Linked DNA regions of Homo sapiens: region 2 is linked to region 1. A link is a loop called in an ENCODE intact Hi-C map of the cell type or tissue named here. Cell type or tissue: MCF 10A. All regions are shown on one strand. Links, peaks and the distances in the headings refer to the core of each region. The heading gives the core; the rest is flanking DNA. Region 1 holds the start of LOC124903501 (a long non-coding RNA gene). Region 2 overlaps RORA (RAR related orphan receptor A).

Region 1 (12,303 bases), core at 2,406-10,405:
GCAAGCCCTACCCCAGCTGAACACATGCATCCAAACACAGCAGTTCCACTGTTGACACCCAACCTAGGGAACTCTCATGCAGTCTAAGCCAAAAGAGAAATAAGCGTACGAGGATGTTCACCGCAACACTTTAAATAAAATAAAAAAATGTGGAAATGGTCCATCAGCAGCAGATTTTAAAACATGCAAAAGAATATGAAAATAGCAGCTGTAAGAAATGAAGTCGCAAATTTTGAGTGAAAAGAACAAGTTGCCAAAGGATATAGATCATGTAAATGTGAGCACATAATACATGAGGCATACATGAAAATTATACATGCCCACTCTAGAAAAATGATTATTTCTGGGATGAGAGGGTGAGAGAAGGAAAGGGGTAGGAGAAGGATGGGCTTTAGTTATAAATTTGGAGGCCAGGAGGGGTGGCTCATGCCTATAATCCCAGCACTTTGGGAGGCTGAGATGGGAGGACTACTCGAGGCCAGGAGATGGAGACCAGCCTGGGCAACACGGGAGAATCCATCTCTATGAAAAACACAAAAATCGGCCGGGCATGGTAGCACATGCCTGTAGTCGTAGCTACTCAGCAGGCTGAGGCAGGAAGATTGCTTGAACCTAGGAGTTCCAGCCTGCAGCCTGGATGACATAGCGACACCCTGGCTCAAAAAAAAAAAAAAAAAAAAAAGATTTTGTACACTTTCTGTACATGAAACTTTTTATATTTAAAACAAAGGAAGGAAAGGGAGGGAGGATGGGAGGAAGGGAGGAAGGGAACAGGGAGGGAGGGAGGGAGGGAGACAGAGAGGCCTCATTCATGGTCAGGACAGTGTTTGAAGAGCTTTGTCAGCACAGCCGGGTTGTTGGAACGTTTCTTCTCTTCCACAGCTGTGCCAATCCCAAAATGCAGAGAGGGCTTCTCTCACAGGCCAGAGCCCCAGAGATCTCTGAGGGACTGATCTTAAGGGAGGCCTCTCAGTGAGGGAGGAGGCTGTGAGAGGAAGAGAGCAGGTCCTGGAGTGACTCTGGGTCTTGGCAAAAGGCAAGGAGGGAAAAATGGGAAGAGAGGCGAGGGTCAAACGACCTAAGGAATTCCACCCTGGAGGCATCAGGTTAAAGGAAGCAAGATTCCACCCCATATGTGTCTGCACTCTTCCCGTCCCCCGCCCCAATGCCAGTGGAGGAACGGCAAAGGTAAGCGCGGTGGATGAGATGTCAACAACACTGAGGGGAGGAACGACTGCAATTGACTTAGCAAACCGGATAAAGCTGGAACCCAGAGGCTTTGATGGGGGACGCTGTCGACAATAGTAAGCATCTGAATGCTGCACACTCATAAAGAGAATCCCGAGTGTTGCATGAAACTGAAAACAAGGGGATTAACTCGAAGTCTTAAAATGAGCAAATTTAAGACATCCCCAGCCTTCCGCAGCCTGCTAATATCCCTTCTCCTGAATTGGCAGGAGATGGTGGGGGAAAGGGCTAAGTGTGGGATGGTGGCGGTGGGGGACCTGGGACGGCAATTGACCCTGGAGAAATTGACCCAGAGAGTTTCTGAGCTCTGGGACACAGGCCCTGTCCCAGAGGGACAGTTTGAGGAGTTTGAGGAGCTGCAGTTTGAGGAGCTGTTTGAGGAGCTGCACTGAGCATGGGGAGAAGCCCAGGAGAAATGAGTATTCTGATGAAGGAGGACCCAGTCGCCTTTTTCCTCACACTCTCCGCTCAGCCTGGCAGTCAGGCCAAGAAAACAAGACAAAAATATAGATTTGTTTTCTTTGGAGAAACTGATTCGCCTAAGACATTTTTGAGGTTTTGAGGTTTTGACATTAGAGATTGTGGACATTTGAGTCAACATTTTTGCCCCAATGCAGCGGCTGGTTAGATTCAGGTGTCTGATGGCCGCCGGAGCAATGGGGAACCAAGCACCCTCAGAGTGATAATGAACTTCAGAGACGAGGCCCCTCGTGTTACAGAGAGGCCAACTGAGTCCCAGGGAAGAAAGGGGTCTGCCCAGGAGAACACTGGAAAGAAGTCAGGCTTGAGACAGCTGCGTACAATGCAGGTATCTTTTCCTCTAAGATAGAAATGCTATAAAGTATAGTTTAAAAAAAAAGTACAATGGCAGACTATGTGGAAGGGGATTTCTAAGGCAATTCCATTCTATTACTTTCAGGTACAAATTGTTTCCATAACTTAAACTAGGTTATCAAAGTACGGTCTGGCCAGGGCTCTGGGGGACCTGCTTTAATGAATTAGAGAAAGTTGATTCATATCTCATATACCAAATGATTGTCAATTGCTTCTTCTAAGGTAATTGAGAATGCTTGAAAGGTAATTTAAGTGATGCTTTATACTATTAATTAGCTCTATCTAACTTTTATATTTCATTGATAGAGCAGAGGCCTCACTTGAATTACTTTGGCAATCCAAGCTACTAAGGTTTTCTGGGTAAGAAAATGTTTCTGGACATAGTGTGGCCTGACAGGAATCTGGTTCAGATTCAGTAAACTTCTGACCTTCTATGGACATTCATTTAGCATTTACAGCTGGCTGGCCCTACGCATCTCTTGTTTAGCCACTAATTACGCATTTTGATTGGAAATCTCCCTCTTCTAAGGCAGAACCCACTTGTCTGAAACACCCATGTCTGGGGGCTGATCTGATTAACTAACCAGGGCTTTGGACAGTTACCTTGTTGCTTCTAGAAACCTTTGCTTTTGATGCAACATCTCTGTCAAAACAAAGATAAACAGCGATAAAGTGACCTCCTAGGGAAACGTAAGCTCCCACCAATCTGTTCTTCGAGAACGCGCACCATGTCTTTCGTCCTTCTGGTGAGGAATTTAGGGAGTGCTTTTGCATAAAGAAGTTCCTCATGGCTTCCTCCAGAATAGCTCTTGTCTTCGTGGGGCTGGGAATCCCCGTGGGAGACCCAGCACAACACAACAAGGCCATGTTGGAGGGCTTGATTAATGACCTGCACAGACATATCTCTTGCCTCTTGCATTTGATTCCGCCTTTTGATTTTCCCTTCTGTTCCTCCAAGTTCCCTTTCTTAACCTGCCCCCTTTCCTTGTTCCCAGCTGCCAAGGAGGAGGGACTCCGAGCTCACCTCCAATGGCATCAAGCGAGGCCCACAGCATTGCTGCAATGTTTGCCTGGGTCACCCCACTCTGAGAATGTGACAGGTGGCTGGTCATTGTGGACAGAGAAGAGATATTTTTGTTTATCTTGAGGTAGCTGTTTTTTTCTGCCATGTGAGCACCCTGTGAGGCCTCAGCTCCACAGACATAAGAGAGGAATAGCAATTTTGTAGTGAGAAGGTCTGGGCAAGGGTCTCAGGGATGCCCTCACCTCTCTCAGTCTGTCTCCTTGATGCGAACTGAGTAGGTTGATTCTGAAAGCACTTCCAGTCCTTTAGTAGGTTGAGTAGTTTGAACTATGAGTAAAAAGCCCAAGTTGCAATAAGCTTAGAGTTTTTTTTTTTTTTTTAAAGGATACAGGTATGTTTGTCCTTGGTGAAATGCAGAAACCTTTCTAGGGATCCAACTTGTACCCTAGAATTTGCTAGCACAGATCCGTTAAAGAAGCATTTACTGTGTACCCACCATGAGCTAAACACTGCACTAGGCTGGGGACACAGAAGCAACAGTCTCTGCTTCTCTGGACCCTTTGGGCCTAGAGAATTCCAAGGTGAGAGAGAAATAATCACAATCAGGTCTAAATGAACTTGATAATTTCATTGCTCTTGAAACCTGGAAGATACAGTTTTCTTACTTTAATTATCTTGCGATAAACATATTAATATATATGTAATATATTAATATATACATTGTTATTAATCTGAACATACTTGAATTGTATGCTTCAGAATTAAATTATGAAACTCAGTCTCGTTAATGCAAAAGGAAAAATGGACAGGCATACTGACGGATTTAGTTACCTTTTATAAATGCTGAATTGGCTTCTTGAATTAAAATCATCATATATGTCTCTTGAAAAGATATTTACACTGACAGTTTATAAATGCTAATTAAATTCTTTACAGACCAAGCAGCCAGGTCCTTAGACTGGAGGCATTTAATTTTAGAAAAGGTGAAGTTTAAGATTAATCATTTGAAGTTCTTTTTTTTTTTTTTTTAACATTATTTATAATGTTTTGGTAAGTGCCAAAGTCTTACCAAAGAAGAACCAAAGTTGTCTTTGTGCAGTGAGTATCTATTTTATGTTTTCAAATCTGTTATTCAGAAGCTGTGATTTTGGTAAATTTGTGTTTTAAATCTTTCTGGGATTACGTACCACTGTTTTGTGCACAGTTTGATTTTGGTCTTCAAGTCTTCAAATGTTTTCATGTAATTTAGATTGGAGACACTGTTTAGAATCACATTTCTTTTCTAAAAACATCTTTGTATAAAAGCCTTTTGCTGAATACTTATACTACATTGTTTTCCTCTCTAGCGTTTACTTAATTTAACCTTTCTGTTTTGAAATTCTTTTTGTCTTAAATGTTTTTCATTTGATCAGCATCCTCTGGTTTAAGTAGTTTAGAAGTGGGTTATTCTTGCTTGTACTTACGGCACTTACACAGGCGGCAGTAAAGTGGACCAGTTAGACCATAGACTTTTCAATCAAACAGAGGGGAATCCTGTTCAGTCATTCTGCGTCTCTGTTTAGTTTTCTTAACAATATAATGGAAATAATACTACCCACTTCATGGAGGTGTTAGGAAAATTAAATGAGATCATGTGTGTAAAGTGTCTGGCATGGCGCTCAGTGCTCAGAGGAACCAAGTAAGAGATACTACATCCTAATGTTCTTTGATTTTATAAAATTTGATCCAACGTTCCTGTTAAATATCCACATTCAAATACTGTTATGATGTTTAATAGGTTTTATCAGTATCTAAAGCCACAGAAAAATTAATTGCAAAAAGTATATCATAAACATAATAATAACCCTTGTGTGGTGACATGTAAATGTAACTCCATTTACATGTCTTTTTTTTTTTTTTTAGTCAGAATCTCTCTCTGCTGCCCAGGCTGTAGTGCAGTGGCGCGATCCTGCCTCGCAGCAACCTCTGCCTCGCGGGTTCAAGCGATTCTCGTGCCTCAGCCTCCCGAGTAGAGCTGGGATTCATGCGCCACCACGCCCGGCTAATTTTTGTATTTTTAGTAGAGACGGGGTTTCACCATGTTGTCCAGGCTGTCTCGAACTCTTGACCTCAAGTAATCCGCTGGCCTTGGCCTCCCAAAGTGCTGGGATTACAGGCATAAGCCACTGCGCCTGGCTAAATATCAATTTTTTAATTTACAATGTTCACCATTTTTAAGTGTAGGCCCATCTCCGTGCATGCCCACAAAATAAGACTGTGTGCATCCGCTCGAAGCATTCTTGGAGTCTAGTTCGTTCAAATGGATGTGTGCTGCAGGATGGATTTGATATTTTAAAGAGACTAATAAAAAGACCAAATGCTTTGGAAATGAAGTGAGGCATTTTGAAAAAGAACAGCCACTATTTGTCTTGGTTTTCAGACCTCCTACTTGAAAGGGCTGTGCATGTATTTGATGCCCAAACTTGAAAGTTCCCTAAACCAGGAGAATCATGTGTGAAACACATCAAGGAGGCAGGCGGCCCAAACACCAAACTTCATTATTTTTCTTGGAGGTGGAGAGAGCTGCTGTTCAGAAAAATTTCCAAGGTTTCTGTGATTTGTTATGAACTGAAGGTCGTTCCCTAGACTGGATCATAGGAGGCACTGAAGCCTGCCTACCAGTCAACGTGGAAGCAGATGTCTGCTGGCAATCCTGAAGCAGGGGAAAGAAAATTCAGGAGAAAAATTCACTTGGCTTGCTTGGTGAGTTTCATTTTGCATCCCTCCAGGCTGTCTTTTTCTGATCTTCCACTAGAGGGCGCCCAGCCACCAGCTGTGCCCGTGCTCCAAGGAAGCCTCTCCCTTCTGATCCTGCCCTTTGGGCTCCGGTGTGGGGTCCCAGGAGAGAGTCCTGGCCAATCACAGACTCGGGAGGATTCCAGCTCCAACCCCGAAACAGGCTACCCCCCGACTTCCTGGACAGGGTGGCCACAGTGAGAGCCCTTCACTTCAGGAGTGGGATTTCAGAGACCGCAGTGAGGGTTTTTCATTTATGATCGTTTATGTCTCTTCCATTCAAAAGGGTGCTGCGAGGATGGGGTTCTGGGGCTATATTTCCTGAACCCCAGCTGTCAGACCCTGCAAAGCCCTGTGTCTTTGCTGGAACAATAGACTGGAATATTTGAAACCAGAACTCCAGAAAATCCAGGACAGATGGCTTCCGTGATCGGGGCAAGCTCTGTGTCACAGAGCCCCCGGGCCTCCCTGCCCTGGCCAGAGTAACTCCTGCACTGGCACTCTGTGGCTGAGGGGGGTTACTGTCGGCTCAAAATGCCAGTGAGCAGGTCACTGGTTCATGGTTTGTCGGTGGCCCGCTCTCAGCGTGCACTGTAACCCCCAAGTTGAGCAGGGGGGTGTGATATGTCTGGTCCACCTAACCGGCACCTACCCCATTCTGTTTCCTCCTAGCTCTGTGTTTAAGGACCTCGTTTTGTGCAACCTGCCCCTCTGTGAATGTCTTCTGACACCGTGGAACATTCGATGAGAATAACCCGGAGCCACATTCCCACCGCACTTTAAAAGCCTTACAGGGTGCTTTTGCACACGGGATGCCCCTACAACCGTAAGGCAGGGGCAGGAAGAATGACCCTCGCCCCTCACGTCACAGATCAGAACAGAAAGGCTCAGAGCAAGTAAGTCCTGCAATTAGGACTCGAACTCACATCAGATTCAGCAGGGGTTGCTCGTACTTCCTCAGGTCTTTGCAGCAGCAGGAATTTGGGTTTGACTTTAGAGAAAACCTTCTGAGCCCCTGACCTTCAAACACATGGGTGCGTTTTAGGAGATTGTGACGCTGCCTTCAGATACTCTTCATAAAACGGCAGCGACGTGTGTTCCCTGAATGGGTTGAAGGGCGTCCTTCCTTGAGGCAGGAGGATGAACTGGATAAACCTGGGGGTGATTTCTAACCACACTGTTTTGGAGAACAAAGCACCCAGAAATAGATGAATCGGTCCCTTTAAACAGAAGAACACTTGTGTACAATTGTATGGAAAGCAGGCAATTTCCAGTTCAGTTAAGAACTACTGTAGGGCCTTTGAAGAGGTGCTCCTAAAAGGTGCTATGATGGATTTAAAAATTGTGTGCGGCTTGTGAGCTCATTGTTCCAGAGCCCGGCCTCTGTCCCGCGGGAAGCGTGCAGTTCTCTCGCTGGCCACAGGGTGGCGGAGTGACTTAAGCTTCGTGCCTCTTTCAATCTCGGGACAGAAAGCTCAGCTTCTGCCAAAGTGAGCAAAATGGAGCATCCAAGAGTTTGTTTAGAGTGGTGTGGACTTCATGTTTGTGAAAACTCTAAATGTCAGTGCTGGGAGGTGGTGAGGAAAGGGGATACTGGATTCTGAAGTAGAGGGGGCTTTTCCAAGGAGCATTGAGTGGCCAAAGTCAAATCCACCCATAGGGCCAGGCATGGTGGCATGCGCCTGTAGTACTAGCACTCTGGGAGGCTGAGGCAGGAGGATCACTTAAGGACAGGAGGCTGAGGCTGCAGTGAGCCGAGTTCGCGCCACTGCACTCCAGCCTGGGTGACAGCGCAAGACCCTGTCTCTTAAAGCAAAGAAATGATCACGATGACCTCATTAGCTGGCAGATGCTGAGTGAGCTCTGTCCCTTGGAGGCTCACCTTTGGAAACTGCAAAACCACTGCCACTTCCCCCATCTCTATCTGAATTTCCTTTTATAGATTGTTGGTCCTCATTTTTTTGCTCTTTTTTTTTTTTAATAAAAGGAGTGGTTTAAGTGTTTGTATACATTTTGGAGGAAATAATGTCTGATGAGGCAATGGTTCATTATTGAACCCCATATTTGGATATATGTTTCTAATGTGCATGCTGTATTTAGGGTTATGGTGAGAGAAAAGATTTAAATTTGGGAATAGTTTGGACCTTCTTGGGTGTGCATGCGCTGCACGGGCACACACACACACACGCACAAAGACAACACAGCTAGACCTGAAGGAGTGTGTGAGCCATGGTTAGAGACACTGAGGACCTTACCAAGTTCCCGGGTTAGGTAGAAAGGGTAGGATCCAGGATAGATCCCACTGTTGCCCATGTAGAAGCTCTGGGCTCTCATCTCTTACACTTCTGCCTAAACCCTTGGCGCCGCCGTATAAAGACAGTAGAAGTTTAAATGGCATAGTGAGATTAGCAGAAGGAAGGTTGAATTGCAACATGGGTACAGTTTTGAAGCACATCTTGGGGGATAGAAAAGCCTGTAATATTTTTTGTAGAAGTAATTAATATTCACTTTCTCAAACTTGAGATCATAGACTTGTGTGGTATGTGTGTGCCTGCAAGTGTCTGCGTATGAGACACACACAAAAAACACACACCATGAAATTGCTGATAATGCTTCAGAACAGAGTGCCCATCTTTAAATTTTTTCTTCCTTCAATATTTGCTTTTTCATCGACATTGATGACATTCATTTATTAATCTTTCCTAGACATTTATAGATCACCTACTGTGTGCCAGGCAATTAAGATGAAACAGAGTCATGCTGATGTTTAGAAAAAGACAGATCCCTGGGAATCCATTCTTTTTTGATAGGGAAAAGCAGGGCTCTACATTTGGCTGAGAATGTGGCTCCAGGATAGGCAGGCTGGGTTTGAAACCCAGCCCAGGCTCTTCCTATTATTCAGCTTCCTCCTCCTAAAATACGGATAATAGTATTACCCACATCAACACATTGTCGTCAGAACTAAATGAACTAACATAATGGGCTCTCCACAGTACACCCAGAAAGAAATCAAGAAACATGTAGCTCAAGGAATATATTATTCCTCTTTCTTTATCAACCAAAGCGTTCCATAATCCTCTTCTAACAAATATCTATCACGTGCTCATAGACCAGTTACTGTAGGGAATAAAGATGAGCTGGACAGTTGTTTCTGCTCAGGGAGCTGGGAAGAGCTGGGAGACATGTCACTGTGGCCACCAGGGAAGGGGTAGGTGGTGACAAAGCTCAGAGGTGAACCTGTGGCTCTGGGTCTACGAAGATGAGGGAGACGTGGCTGTGGCCTCCGGCTCAGATCGGGCTGCCTGGCTGGGAGCACTGTTCACCTGAGATACAGCTCCTAGGTCTTTTTAGAAACTGCAATCCAATACCTGAAGGACGGCATGACCTTCAGAGACACAGAAGGACTGTGCCTCTGTCAAGAGGATTCTAGGGCATAGGGCAGTTGTCTTTAGAGCTGACCTGAGCCCTCATTTGTAGGAGCTCCCTGAGCTGTGGAGGCCTGTGTCATTCTTCGGGGCCTGGTGATTAAGACAGGTCCATGCTGGTGCCTAGGGGTGCAAAGGAGGCCTGCCCAGGTACTATCTGCTCATCGTAGCTGGGGCTTCCTGGAGCTGTGCCTTACCCCAGGTTCTTGCCGCTTGATTGATGAAGGTGTGTGGAGGGGAAACTGTATTTATTAATAGCTCCCCAAGCCTCGAGTTCCCTGGGGGAGGATGAGTGAACGCTGGACTCTCGGCAGAGGTGGGGCAGTGCCCCAGGGGAGGCTCTGAAAGACTGAAAGCCAAGACCACTAGGGATTGATGCTGCCCCGTGCCCCACCCCAGGGCCAGTGGACCTTGTGGGTCACACAGACAGGGGCTGCGCTCTGTTCGCAGTGCCCAGCTTGTGCCCTCCACAACGGGGCACCCTGTAAGCATCTGCTGGGAGAGAGATGGAGAGAGTGAGGGCGAGTGCCCACGCCTCCACCCTGGGAGAGGCAGTGTGATGCCGAGAAGAGGAGGAGCAGCGCAAGAAACCTGAGACCGTTCTCTGTTCCTTTGTTAGCCAGGCCACCCTGAGCAGATTAGTTTACCTCTCTGGGCCTTGATTGAGAAATCTGTAACGGAAGGAGGAAAACCACTGCTGCTGCCTCCCTTGCTGGGCTCTGCCAGTGTTAGTGGCTGCAGCTGGTGTGTCTGGGACCTGGTAGTGTGTGCAGACAGCCTGCTCCGTGGGCTCAGTCCAGTGCCAGCTCTGTCCAGTAGCTCCCAAGTCGTCCCTTTCCTGCCCCTGTCACCGAGCCTCTCCCCTCAGGTGAGGAGCAACTGGCAGTGTGGACAGATTATCCGTCCTCACCACGGGGCCATGACGTTACCTTTCAGGAATGAAGTCCACTTGGGTTTTGAAATCAGTGGGCTCTGACCTTGCAGGCCTTCTTCCTCAGTCTCCTATTCCCGGTGGGGCCCAGCGGCTGCCCCACACTGGGGTCCCTGTGGGGTGCCACACTTTCCTGACACCTTTCCCTTCACACAAACCACAGCTTCCTTAGTTTCCGCGAGGTGGCCATCTAGCTGGTTGGGCAACATAGGCAATGTGGGTGGAAATACCTCAGGGGTGTCCCTACCCCCACCACCTCCAAACCGAAGTGCACTCCCGCAGTGCCCCATGGCAGGGCCAAGAGGGCCACGACTCCTCCTGCTTCCTTGTGCTGCTCAAAGCTTTGCCTTGGCCTTGGCTGCCTGTGGTTCACTCTCAGTGTTCTCCATTGGAGCTCCAGGTGAGGACACTCACAGCGTCCCCTCCCCACAGTGTCCCCTCAGCCTGCGCTGGTGCCCACCTCCCTGCAGAGTCAGATGACACGGGGAGATGCCTCCTGTTCCAGGCCCTGGCTGGGGCCAGGGCTGCAGTGATGACTGAGATGTGGTCGCTGACTTCCTGGAGCTTCCAGGCTAATTGGGGCAGTCAGATGGGTTTTAGATCTAGGCCTCATTGGTTCTCTGGATCCCTTGGCTGAGTGACAGCAACCATCCCTGGCATTTCTCAAATCTGCAGATGCCTGGCTGCTCTTCATTCCCATCAACAAGTATTTATCAGGCACTTCCTGGGTTTTGGGTGCTGGGCTGGAGGCTCCTTGTGTCTGTCCTGCAGCATGTGAGAGGCTCTGCTGCTTCAGGACGGCTGGACTTGCATCTGCGGGATGCACCTGTCCACTTATTTCGATGCTCTCATAGTCATAACTAGGACCATTCCAGATGCAGCGGAGAGAAGTTAATTTACCACTTACCGTGGGTGACTGAGGGCCCCGGGGCCTAATTAACACTGGGTTTCTTCTTTTTGCTGTTTCTTTGTGACACGTTCTCCCATTTTCCATCTTCTTCACATTGGTTTCTCTAGCTTCCTGCCTCTTCTGAACCTTTTATTTTTTAATCTTTCTTCTTGAATGATTTCCTGTATCCTCCATCCTCCTTCCTGTGCATAGCGGGAGAAAGAGGAGTCCAGGCCAGGGTGGGGCACATTCATTGGTAATGGGTGAAGATTCTGCTTGACTTGGAAATCCACACATAGAAGGGGTGGGACCTAAGACAAAACACACGTTGCCATATGTAGCCCCACCAGGATTTTTTTCAGGTTAACTATGAAGAAGAAAATCAAATTCAACAAATATTTGCATTACCTCTCCTCCCTCCACAGTGGCCAGCTTTGCTATGAAAACACAGTTGTCTGACCTATCTCACCTACATGCAGCTTTTCAGTCCTCCCTTTAAAGTGTTTTAAATGTAGCTTTTTTGATAGATAATATGTGTGCATGGCCCGAACTCGAACAGGTCCAAGGGTACACAGGGGAGAGTGCTTCCTCCTGATCAGCTCTTTCTTGATGCAGGTGGCATGACCAAGAGCTCAGCATTGACAGGTGAGGTGGAGTCTGGCCCTCCTGGATGGCGGGAGCTGGGTCACAATGGTGGCTGGGCAGGAGGAGGCATTCTGGCTGATGGTGGCAGGCTTCATGGACCGACCGCAGGCACAGAGGCTCTGGTCATGCTTGGCAGCAGCTCGGGGCCATTGCCGTGTATCTTTTCCCTGCTTCCTCCCTACGCCCTACCCCCCTGCTGTGGGCGGTGACCTGTCCTCACTGTAGCCTGTGAGCTCTCTGCCCCTGGGTGCAGGGCTGGGATGCCAAGGAGATGGGCAGGATTTTCTCCCAAAAGTGTCCAACCAAGTTCTGGCATTAGTACTAAGAGGGGGCTCGGCAGGTTGAAGACAATGATTTGTTATTGTTATTGTTTAATATTCATTAAGCGCCTGTAATGTGTTGGATGACATTGAGAAAGATTTGTGGCTGGTGAAATTAAACTGAGCTCAGAACTGGCCTGGTGCCTCGAGGTCCCTGGCGGGCCAAATTCTGGTTTATTCTGTTTGTCCACAAGAATGACCTCACAAACCAG
Region 2 (12,303 bases), core at 1,823-9,822, 640 kb after region 1:
TTTGTTAAAACAAGTCGGCTTCCGCTTTCTGGTCTCAAAACACACTTTGCATTTTTTTTTCCCTGGGACCGTCAATTTAATTCAGGAATGATCTAATTATGAGAAAGTGAATCCAGTCCTCTGGATGATAAGTGTTGACTACCCTGGGAGAAGCCCTGGCAGATGGTTAGTTCAGAGTGAATCTACCTTGGGATTGGGGCATTAGACTGACAGCTTTTTTCACTCAATTAAGTGCAACAACTGCCAAAAGGACAGCATTGAACTTGATGCAAATCACGGCCGTCTCCGATGTTGATAAAGTTTAAGCCTGTGCCCTCCTGAGTCAGCCAAACTTCTTAGAGTGTTTCAAGGTGCCACAATTGTGAACAAAACCCCAAACCTAGTGAGGCACAGGGAAGACTAGGAGAGCCCTCCTTTAAAATGTAGGTATTTATTTCCTTTTCCAGGTCAGTTGCTTTATTTAGGGCCTCTATTTTGGTGTCTTGTCTGTCAGTGATTCATTTGGTATCTCCTGCAGTTTGCTTTTGCTCTGGGCCCCGATGGATCCTGCGGTGACTCTATGTTCCAGAAAGTTAATTTATTGCCCTTTTATTTGGGGTACAACATGACACCACTCTGCATGCCTTTGCCTGCCCTGGATGGCCTCTCAACACCCTGAAAGGCAGGGTCCAAAAAGGAGCGAGAGCTTCTCAGTGTGCCTGCACGTCCCTACTCGTGAAGCCCCATATAGCTTTCTAGGCCATTCCTCAGAAAGTCAGTTGATGCCAGAAACGAAGCAGAATGACTCTTTTCCCGACTCTCCTGTCAAGGTGGAGCTCTGATAGACCCCAGTCCTTACCACAACTTTGATTTCTCTGTGTCTCTTTCTGTTCCCCAAGGAGTTTCCTCATGTCACCCCTGACTTACTGCTCTAATTCTGTGTTGACCAAGGTCAGGACCCATTAAGATGTTTCTGAAGAGTGTAACAAGAAAGGGCACCCTGCAAAACAAGGTCTTGGAGAAGGGTCCTTGAGACAGACTCTTGCTTCACCTGTCCCAGGCCTTTCTCACCCTCCACCCTTCACCCAGGTGTATCCCAGTCCCCGACAGCACGGCACAGCTCGTTCTGTGTTGTTATTTCTGTTTTACAAGCCTGGGGAATCCTGAAATTCCTCAGTCAGGTATATGCCATTGTCAGCCTGTTATCAGTTTCCTGATTTACTGTGTAAGCAGTTTTGATAATCCTTGTCATATGTGATTACATTTCCCCCCCTTCCCATAACATCTCAGTGTAATTGGTTTGATAAACTAGACCTCAGTCCAGTAGTTTGCTTGCAATATATTTTCACCTTCTATCTGTGTGACTAAGATGGTTTTGAATGGCTTTGCATGGAGAAAATCAGGCTTTGAGCACCAGGTCCTTAGTTTCGGAAACAAATCACCCAGGGCAGGCAGCACAGGTCTGGGAGAGCTGGGAATCCCAGTTAAGCCTCAGGAGTCAAAACGGGATTTTTCTTTCTTTCCCTGCTTGGGCCGAGAGTAGTGTGTGTTTCTTTGTGTGGGTTTTTTGGGATACAGAGAATATTTATCTTGTACATCTGTATCTGATTCCTGGGGCCATTGGACTAACTTCTTGTCCATAAAAAATTGGATTCGTTCGTGTATTCATTTATTGAATATCTGCTTTGTTCCAGGAGTCCATGAGGAAAAGAAGCTTTATTTTTTTCTCATTTTTTTTTCCCTTTCTTTCCTGCCCCTATTGGCACTGCTCCCGAGAGCAGAGAAGGAATAATCAGTATGCTTTGAAAATGAGGCATTTTTGGTAAATTAAGCATTTGGGTTAATTTAGGGTTAAATTAAAATGCAAAAGCTACTTGGGGCCATCACTTGCTAACTTTTCTTTGTCTGATAATTCAGCACCTAACAGAGTTCTAAGGCTTCGCAGAGAAGGCAGTTTTAGAATTGAGATGGGAAGAATGAATAAGATTTAGAAAAGGAGAGATGGGCTAGCAGGTGGTGAGAGAAGGGCCTTCCTGCTCCTAGGAGGGAAGAGCCTCAGCAAAGGCAGGAAGGCTGGAAAGCCTGGGTAAGGAGAATGGACAGGGCTGCTGGCGGGTGAGTGAAAGAAGGAGGAGTTAAGGGAAATCATAGGAATTAGTATGGAGAGTAAGCCTCTTGATTACTGGGCTCTGGAATTTGAATTTAAGTTTACAGGCAGTCGGGAGCCCTCTGAGGTTTTTGAGTTGGGGGTGGCATCAGCTGAACTACACTTCCAGAAAATAAATAGGTATCAGTATATATAGTAGTTGTCTTTTTTTTTTTTTTTGAGAGAATATAATGCAGGCCAAAGCTTTATCTCTACTCAAATAAATAATTATTTCAAAGAAATATCGTTTTAGAATTGAACATTTTTGGGTAATACTTCTTTCCAGGACATGAATTTTCCTACAGTCGTCCTTGAAAATTTCTGTTCAGTCTAGTTTCAAAGGATGGAAGCTGCGTACCTTTTGTTGGCATATCCTCCTAGTACAATTCTGCGGCTGGTATTGCTCATTCCCGAACATCCATGATGAGAATGTTTAGCAAATGCAGATGTGGATATGACAAAGATGAGAATGTGGGTAAATCATCAGCACTCAAGTCTCCTAGATCTAGGTTATCTTCCTAGATCTAAATTTAAAGTGGGATTGGAAGATGTTACAATGGTTTATTTTACACGAGCCAGACCCACTCTTTTAAAAGAACCTGGCTGTCTGCTTATACCTAGACTGCTGCTCTCTTTATTTAACATTTTGGTATTTTGCTCATCATGGATTGTTTGCATCCATATCAATTTTTTTAAATTTGCACTAAAATGTTATTTATCTAGATGGCTGAGTTGTTTGGGATCCCCTTAAATCCTGCGCCTGAGATGAGCGTCTCACTTGCTTCCTCTAGTCTGGCCCTGTTGCGTTTATAAAACAGAGTGGAAAATCTTTCAAATGCTCTGAGTCATTTGAGCATCTCTTCGAGTCTACTCACATCCTTGTGGAATATGTCCCTGATACCACACAAAACAAGCAGCAGCCAAAGCAGTACCACTCTCCAGCCTCCCTTGAACCCCCTGGGAGGGATCTTCCCTTCAGCGTGTGGTGGTGGGCTCTTCCCTGGTTATACCCTCTCCCTAAGGCATTGAGATGTGCATGGAGAGACACCTGAGAAGTGGGAACCTCCTCGTTGTGCTTGACTTCACCAGGTCTTTTTGGATGGGATCCAGGACAAACCTGTTTCGTAATGAGTTCGTCTGGGTAGGAGGTAGGAGGATTGGAAACATGGCCCATGGGATTGATATTTTTTGACATCTTGACGGTTCCCAGTGAATGTCCTTCTCTCAGCCTCACCTGACGGAGCCCGGTTTAGAATGAGAGGTTACCTACAGAGTTATTCCTTGTCTGTAGTGAATATAGATCTGCCAATGAAACCAGAGGGAGAAATGAGAGATTTGGAAGGGACCACCAGAGAGTTAACCCTCATCCCTTATTTTCCATCTGGCAAACCTGAGGTGCAGGAAGATGGATGGGCTCCTCGTGAGCCACATGACCGGCGGTGCTTAGAACTCAGGCCGCGGTTCGGCTCTTGGCAGGCTTCTCCACACCATGGGAACGGGGGAGCCCTTGCCTGGAGACGGGATCCACTTTGTTCTCCCTGTAAGGCAACCTGTTATTAAAGTCTCCCCCTGATTCTGGGTTTCAGTGCCTTTCTTTCCAAACTACATTAGGCCCCCTAAGTGCCTTTATTGCCATGTAGGGAGAGGGAAAATGCAGACAGCTTTGTAATTGAACAACCATGCTCTTGTCAGTAGTCATTGTTTTCAAACCAGCTATTACAGGGGGCTAAGGCCCGGGTGTGGCACCGGGAAGTAACGCTGGCCTTCTGCACCTTGCTGCCTGAACAGCTCCCTCATCGGCTTTCCCCTGTGGTCCCTGGGGCAATATGTCTTTAAATTTTTGTTGTTTCCTAAGTTCTGCTCTGGCAAGCAAGCTCTGCCTTAAACCTGCAGAGTTAAATTTACCCAGACTGACAACTGTATATGCAGGGTTTAGTTACATAACAGCAGTTGCTGCTTTTCACATCATGCTAATCCAAACACGGTGCTCAAAGAGATCAGGAAAAAGCAGCCCTCCGTTTGATGCGCTGCACGGGTGACTGGATTATGTGTCTTAAAATTTTTTTAAAACACTGTAACAATTATTCCATTATTCTGACTTTGGTGCCATTAGGTGACTTTTTAAATATCTTAATTATTAGGTAAGCAGATGCTCTGTGCACATGTGCAATTTGTTAATTTATGCTGTTTGAAATGAAATCCAGTTGTTTGAGACATATTTCATAATATTATGGCTAACTGAGTCGTAGTGCTACTGGAATTACAAAGCTGCTAGCAGGGAAAGCGTGTGCGTTAGCCTCATGTACTCTCTGAGAATCACGCAAGTGCTGCTTGTGCAGCTTCTCAGTGCCTCCTGTCTCCTCAGTTTCCTTCTGAGAAGATCATTAGATCTTTGCAACCTGTAATGGGCTTGTGAGGCCAGGCACAGGACCTTCAGAACTGCTGGAATGCTGGAGAAGGAGGCTTTTCCATCCCTAAATAGTCCTGGCTTATCAGGTAAACTGCTGAGCTGCTAAGTTGTCACACGGACTCAGGGGGTCTGAGGATTGGTGATGCAAGCTACTGGTTGATGATAGTCTGATATTGCAGCTATTCAGCATAAGCTGCTACCCAGCTCTTCAAGTTACCCCTAAATATTTATTGAGTAGTTACTGCCTGCAATATTGGATAGATGTGATATAATGGGGCAAAATTACGTAACTTTTGGGGTCAGATCTGGATTTGAATTGTGACCCTTGGTTTACTATTAGGTTGGTGCAAAAGCAATTGTGGGTTTTGCTACTAAAATAGCAGTGAGGCCTTAGGGGCCAAGTCATTTTGTCTCTTTAAGGCTCAATTTCTGCAAAAGGAATAGACATATCTGTCAAGTAGGCTTATTGATCAAGATTATAAAATGACCAACATTGTGCTTTTCACGTACATATTAGGTGCTCAGTAAGTGGTCAGACATTTCGTCCCTTTTGACACTCGTGGGATGTGGCCTCAGGAGCTTACCATCTAGATGAAGAGGCAAAGTGTCAGTAGGCCCTGAGTTAAATAAAGGCACAGAGTAATACGAGAAATGTCACAAATAGGCTGTGACTCATTGACTAGTGAGTGGTATAGACCTAAAATTCAGTGAGTTCAAAGGAGAAGATAGATCACTAGGTAAGCTTCTTATAAATGTGGATCTGACCAGTTTTGGAAGGATGAAAATTTGGACAGGTGGAAAGACTGCTGGGGGTTGTGTGTGGAGAAGGCCGGCAACTGCTTATCAATGGGGTCAATAGTAGGGTCAAAGCACAGAGATGAAGAGGCTGAGGTCCATGTGGAAAACAATGAGAATATGCATTTGTTCTGGGAGTCATGGTTTGTGTGTAATACATAGTGGGATTGATTAGAACTGTAGATCGGAACCCCTCTGTGGAGAACTGTGAATGCCAGGTTAAGGAAATCCTTGCCGTATCTAGTGTGGTTTGGTTTGTTGAAGCATGGAGCTCTGGCTAGACCTGCAGACCTCTGGGAAGAGCGAACCCATGAATGTGGAGTAGACCTCTAGTGGCTGAGAGAGTTACTGCAACCCTTAATGGTATGAATCTTGTTTAATGCATAACTTTCACGAGCTTGGCTGCACTGTATTATATATTGGAAGCTGAATGTAAGTAACATCCATCCTGACAGCAGTAACAGCTGACAACCTAAAATCTTACAGAGTCAGAAGAACTACAGAATGCATTTTTTAAAAAGACCGGGGCTATTTTGGGATAAGGTAAATCCACCTGTATACCTCTTTAGATCCTAAAGACATCACTGTGTCACAAAAAAATCATAATTGGTGATGTTGAAATAACAACATTAACAATATTATTATTATTAACAACAACAGCAACTAAAGGGCTTTTTTTTTTGTTCTGGTGCTATATTAATCATTTTACTTGCATTGACTTAATTCTCACAGCACTTCAATGAGAATGGTACTGCAATTATCTCTATATTACAAGGTGAAAACGCCAGCTTAGAAAGGTTAATTAACTTGCCCAAGGTCACACGATTGGAAAATTATATGACTGGAATACAAACCCAGGCCGTGTGGCTCTACCTGTGTTTTAGAAATCCTCTATACCACCTAATAACCTCCAAGCCTTAGGCCATGATGAAATAAGGTTCAGGAAGCCCTTTTACTGCCACGCTGAAATGTACAATGTTGCATTCAAAAATATGAACCGTGAAAAAATAGACAAATGGCCATTGTCTATGGAATGATGTATGTGGAATACTGCCTTCTCCACCAATATGGTCGAAGTGAGGAAGTGTTACAGCTTTTTTTTTTTTTCCTCCTAGGCTGGAGTGCAGTGGCACAGTCTTAGCTCACTGCAACCTCGACCTCCCGGGTTCAAGCGATTCTCCTGCCTCAGCCTCCCGAGTAGCTGGGATTACAGGCATGCACCACCACTACGCCCGGCTAATTTTTTTGTATTTTTAGTAGAGACAGGGTTTCAACAAGTTGGCCAGGCTCGTCTCAAACTCCTGACCTCATGATCCTCCTGCCTCTGCCTCCCAAAGTGCTGGGATTACAGGCATGAGCCACCGCGCCCGGCCTGTGTTACAGATTTTAAGTAAAAATAAGAAATATGTGATGGCTTGTTCCTACTCTTGGCTTGCACCCCATGTGCATTTTCTTTCTTCTCTGGGAACTTGGAAGGGCACAAGTTCAAATGTCTCTGAAAGGCATTCAGTTTACCTTCTGCTCTAGAACTTGAAGCAATTTCATTAGTGCTATCGTTGATTCACGTTGGACTTCGTGCGCTTCCCACGGGCCATTCGTTATCAGTCTTGGCCCTGCTGCAAGAGAGAGTGAAGGGCATCTAGAGGTGCCATTGGTAAAAGCATACTCCCCAGGGCTATAGGAAATTACTGTGGAGCTGCTTCCAACTACAGCAATTCTTGAAAAAGGGGCCGCGTTAAGAGCAACAACCCTTCCTACGTGCCCCTGGAGCCATCCGCTAAGGTTAGTGTCTCAAGGTGGCATATGGTGGAAATGCATTAAGCTGGGACTGGTGACACTTGACACTGTCACTATTCGTGTGACCTTGAGAAAATGATTGAGCCTCTCTGGGTCTCAATTTCCACAACTGTAAAATTACAGAATTGTTAGGATATTGCATATGTAAAGCAATTAACATGATGTTTCTTCATAAGCAAATGGAGCTGCTATTATTATTATTGGTATTGGTCATAGCTCTTTTGAGTTCAAATGAGAAAAACAGACTCAAACTATCTTAAGTAAAGATGAGAATTAATGGGCTCATATAACTAGAAAGTTTAAGGAGGAGATCAAACTTCAGGAAGGGCTGGATCCAGGGAGTCAAAGTGTTCCTGTGTTGGCTTTTCTCTATTCACAGGCAGTTCCTCTACAGCAAGAGACCTAAGGGAAAAAGTCTAACTTTTTCTATAATGAATCCTTAAAAAAATACTCACTAGCTTAGGCTGGTTCATGTGACACCTCCTTCTCCACCCTGCAGCAGTATAACTTTGTGCAGGGCTGGGATGTAGTACACCCAGTGGTAGGACTGGGTCTTGTGCCTATTCTTGTGGAACACATATAGATTCTAAAAATATATTATTGTTTTATGAAAGTATAGAATTTAGATAGGCTAAGCTTTGCTGAAGACAGAAGTACAAGTATTTCAGGATGGTAGAAACAAAGTGTGAGGGGTAGGAATTGGCATCATGTGTTCGGGGATAAGTAAAATGACGTATATTTGGAATAGATGGTTCCTATTGGGAGTTTGAAAGATATAGGAGAGAGAATAGGGGCTGGTGAGGGCGTTGATTGTTGGGCTAGAGTTTCATTGTTATTCACTTGATAACAGAGAGTCGTTGAAGGTTTCGTGCCAAGGAGTTATAAGATAATAGGAATAGCAACAACTAGTATGTGCAAACACTGTTCTGTTGACCAATCACTGCCATAGGTACCTTGTCTGTTTGACCTCACAACAGCCCTGTAAGGCAAGTGTTAGCTCCGTTTCACAGATTAGAAAATGTAGACTGAGATGTTAAGGGTCTCACTGGAACTCTCTGACAACCAGAGTCTCAGAGCTGGGAGGTGAACTCAAGTCTCTAGGAAACAAATCACATACTCAGTGAGGAGCATGGTAGGTTGGGATGTGTACTGGTAGCAGTGTGCATTATAATCTATTCCATAAATCATTATTCATTGCTAACCAAGGGAAAGCAATAGACTCACTCACTGCCTGACTGGCTTTGGGTCTCAGGGCAGTGTAGACCACAGTGAATTGTGGCAGACACTGTCTTTGGGGTGCTTCCTGGTAGATGAGGCAGAGCCCAGTGCTGAGCTGCAGAGAGGTCCTCAGTTACTGAGCACTGTACCCCTTATTTTGTAGCAGGTATGTCATTGTTGGTGAATGGGGTACCTGGGTCTTGGGTGCGGATGGTAGATATTGTCATCTTTTACTGATTGTATAGATTTTTCCTCTACTCTGGGTAGAGTATGCTGGATCCCTTGTAGCCTGGTTAGGAAACTGGCAATCCAGAGTAATTTGCCTTTAGGCATAAGCCAGTACAACATGTCACTTTTAAAATAAAACACATTAATTTACAGAATGACTATTTTATAGCGAAGAGCAGCCTGTCTAAATGAGAGGAATTAAAGGCCAATGGTCAAGTCCTCCGCATTATTCACACCACCCTTCTCAATAAATCACAATTGCTGAAACTGCAGGTTGGCACTTACTTAAATAGCACCGTGTTGGTTAAGGGTGACATGTGCTGACACGACCTCTGTTTGCATGCAACATGCTCTATGGAGAGCTACCGCCTAAAATCTACACGTAGCTCTGTCAACCCAAGTACCTTGTGCACCATTAAGCAAGGTTTAGATTAAGCCTGGACAGCAGTTGTATCTTCATTCTAGGCAGGCTTTTCTTAGAGAAGCGAAGCTTGAATGGCAATAGTATTTGACATTCAGACCTATCCCACTCTACAGACCTAATTTTTAAATATTCCTGTTATTTTATAAACCATCAGATTTTCAGAACAGATGCGAGACTACAGAATGTGAGGACACAGAATCATAAATGAGCCCATTGGTACCTTGGGTCTTGCTGAAGCTTCCTTGATGGACAGAGTTGTCCTTGGATTACTATGTGTGCTGCGTCTGCATGAGTACCACTTTACTGTTCTTATTGTTTGGGAAGGGAGAACCAATAAGCAGTCAGTGTCTCAATTCCATTGGAAGGAACGATAGAGGGGAAGATGAATATTTTAAAGGTTGGCAATGTGTTTATCTGCAAAGCACTGGGCTTGACTAAAATGGTTTTGACACAGCCTAAGAAGTACAATAGCCAGCCTTGTGGTGTCCTGGGACACATCTAAATGAATGAGGAAGGGGCTGGTTGTGTGGTGGTGTCATCTTCCCATTTCACATTTCACTCTCAACTATTAGATGTGCCCTTGATCAGAACTGATTTCTTTCTTTTTTTTTTTTTTTTGCTACAAGGAGATGGCAGCCTAGGTGTGCTTTCCTTTAAAAAATGTCAGCTTGTGAAATAATAATACAGATGACAATTCCTGAGTGTGTACTCTGCCAAGAGTTGTACCAGAGGCTTCATGTGTAGTGTTTCCATTCCGCATGATGATGGTGCAAGGAAAGTGCAGCTATTCCTATCTTTAGATGAGGAAACAGAGGTTCAGAGCTTTGCCCAAATCCGTAACGGTGGAGCCAGCCTTTCAATACAAATCTCTTCTGTTTTAAAGACTATGTTGTTTCCACTATATAATGCTGCTTCCCACATGGAAATGTGAATGTATGAAAAATCTCCCTGATGCATTTAGTATTTTTTTTTTTGGACCATTTCCTCTCAGCTGAAAGGCTAAAAATCAGCTTACGAGCTACTAACGATCAGTAAGGTGTTTGTGTTTTGTTTAGTTTTTAAGGAAAGCCAGTGGGAAAATGAGATTCATATATATAAGCAAAAGCATTTATACTTTATATAAATATATATAAAACCATACACACACACACATACATGCAAGCATTCTGTAATATACCCACTGGGTGATATGTCAGTTCTCCTTTGAATTCTTTTTTTCTTTTCTTTTCTTTTTTTGAGACAGAGTCTTACTCTGTTACTCAGGCTGGAGTGCAGTGGTGCCATTTTGGCTCACTGCAGCTTCTGCCTCCCAGGCTCAAGAGATCCTCCTTACCTGAGCCTCCCTTAGCCTCCCATAGCCTCCCTTAGACTCCCATTGTATTTTTTGTAGAGATGGGGTTTCGCAATGTTGCCCAGGCTGGTCTCAAACTCCTGGGCTCAAGCGATTTGCCCACCTTGCCCTCCCAAAGTGCTGGAGTTATTGGCCTGAGCCACCCACCATGCCCAGCGTCCTTTGAACTCTTTATGTAATCTATCTCATGATTTTATTTTTTAGGAAAGCATCTTCTGATATTTAAAGGTAGGCCTCACTTTATGCAGGACATATATCACTTTAGTTTCTATGCAACATCATGCTTTCCATGCACCGTGTAAAACAATCAATTTTATAGAACTTATTGGTGTCCCTTTTGTTAATAGGAAAATGCCCCTTGTAAAGTCAGGTTTTATTTTTGTGTGTGTTTCCTAATTTTAGCTCTGAGCACACTGATGTTCTTACAGCAAGACACACTGATTTTTTTTTTTTCTGGACCAAATACTAATTGACGGAGAAAAGTAATTTTTATTGATAAGCATGAGAATTAGCCTCACCAGGCTTTTGGAGTTTGAGGAACAGATAAACTTTAAAAGATATAATGAGCTTCACTTCAGGCCAATAGATATAAATCTCATTTATTCTTTTTATTAAAAATTGCAAAATTTCACCTGGTGTAGACATGTATTAATTTATTCATCCCTATTGACAAACATGTAGGTTGTTTGCAGTTTGGTATTGTTTTTTTTCCATGATAAATAATGCTGGAATAATGATGGATATCTGTGGTTTTTTTTTTTTTTTTTTTTTTTTTTGAGACAGAGTCTCGCTCTGTCACCCAGGCTGGAGTGCGGTGGTGCAATCTCGGCTCACTGCAAGCTCCGCCTCCTGGGTTCATGCCATTCTCCTGCCTCAGCCTCCTGAGCAGCTGGGACAACAGGTGCCCGCCACCATTCCTGGCTAATTTTTTGTATTTTTAGTAGAGATGGGGTTTCACCGTGTTAGCCAGGATGGTCTTGATCTCCTGACCTCGTGATCTGCCTACCTCGGCCTCCCAAAATTTTGGGATTACAGGTGTGAGCCACCACACCTGGCCAGATATCTGTTCTGTCTTCAGCACCTGGGGCCCTGTGGAGGCTGCAGCCCTCCTTCTTGCTGGGATATTGACATTGTGCTGGCCCCACAGGGCTCCTTCTCCAGCCATCCTTTGAATCATCTACTGCAGAGCAGCTAGGAGGTGGGAAACCAGATAGACAGGCTGGAGAAGATCCTCTCAAAAACAAGAGCCCATAGCTGCCGAGTGGGAGCCAGCAAATAGAGTGCGTGGATACAGGCACTGGATGTTATTTATGTCTTTCTCCTTTGTCGTTCTCCATTATTTTACCATTAACCTTAAGAAGGCAAAGATCATCTCATGTTCATTTTTAAATCTTTTATAATGTCTATCATGAATGTAAAAATGCGTTTATTCAAGGGACATTTAAGGACTGTGTTAAACACTAAGGGGTCAAAGATGAAGAAGACATGGCTTTTAGGCTCGTGGGTTGCTGTTTCTTACCTGGCAACTCAGCAAGAGAAGCAGGGGCTCCTTGCTCTTGCATCCCCCTTGCTCTTATTTTCTTTCCCCAGTGCTGTGTATTTTTTCATACTGTTCTAGAAAATCTGAGAGTGGGTTGGTAATGCCCTTGGTTCTGATGAGCTTACACAATTTTTTCTTCCTCGGTGAGTACTTGCAATATTAGTTCTTAATATTGAAAGTGGGGGTAAGGCTTTTTCACCCTGACCTTGGTCACTCGTAGGTTAGGAGATGATGTTCTACTTCATTAAAAGTGTGTTGAGCTCCTTGAGGGAATCTCTTAGGAAACATGTGACGTTAGACGTTTTTGAGACCCCTCTTTGCTATCAAAGGAAGAAGAGGACCAGTGGGGCCACTTTTATCACCTGCCCTCTCTCCATTGTGGACCCATGTTTTGAAAGACTTTGATCATCCAGCT

The links. Peaks named below come from ENCODE experiments on the same cell type or tissue, not always from the same donor. Only the 100,000 strongest peaks of a DNase experiment are listed, where the experiment ranks them.
Region 2: a loop joins it to region 1, with 18 times the contacts of the local background. A loop is called at or near these places in 17 of 110 quality-filtered maps.

Annotation. Positions count from the first base shown.
Region 1 is chr15:61,829,282-61,841,584 of GRCh38, reverse strand. LOC124903501 (a long non-coding RNA gene) reads right to left here and starts at 6,890. Exons shown (of 3, transcript XR_007064668.1): 1 at 6,808-6,890. RefSeq lists enhancers at 9,242-10,106, 10,107-10,972. In MCF 10A, for the core only: CTCF peaks have their summits at 5,899 (motif pointing right) and 7,293 (motif pointing right); DNase peaks (open chromatin) are centred at 5,904 and 7,304.
Region 2 is chr15:61,188,678-61,200,980 of GRCh38, reverse strand. The region is part of intron 1 of RORA (RAR related orphan receptor A); the gene reads left to right. It overlaps LOC105370841 (a long non-coding RNA gene), which reads left to right. Exons shown (of 2, transcript XR_007064661.1): 2 at 1-12,303. Among named protein-coding and RNA genes, the nearest start is that of RORA, 34 kb to the left of the region's middle. In MCF 10A, for the core only: a CTCF peak has its summit at 5,623; a DNase peak (open chromatin) is centred at 5,640.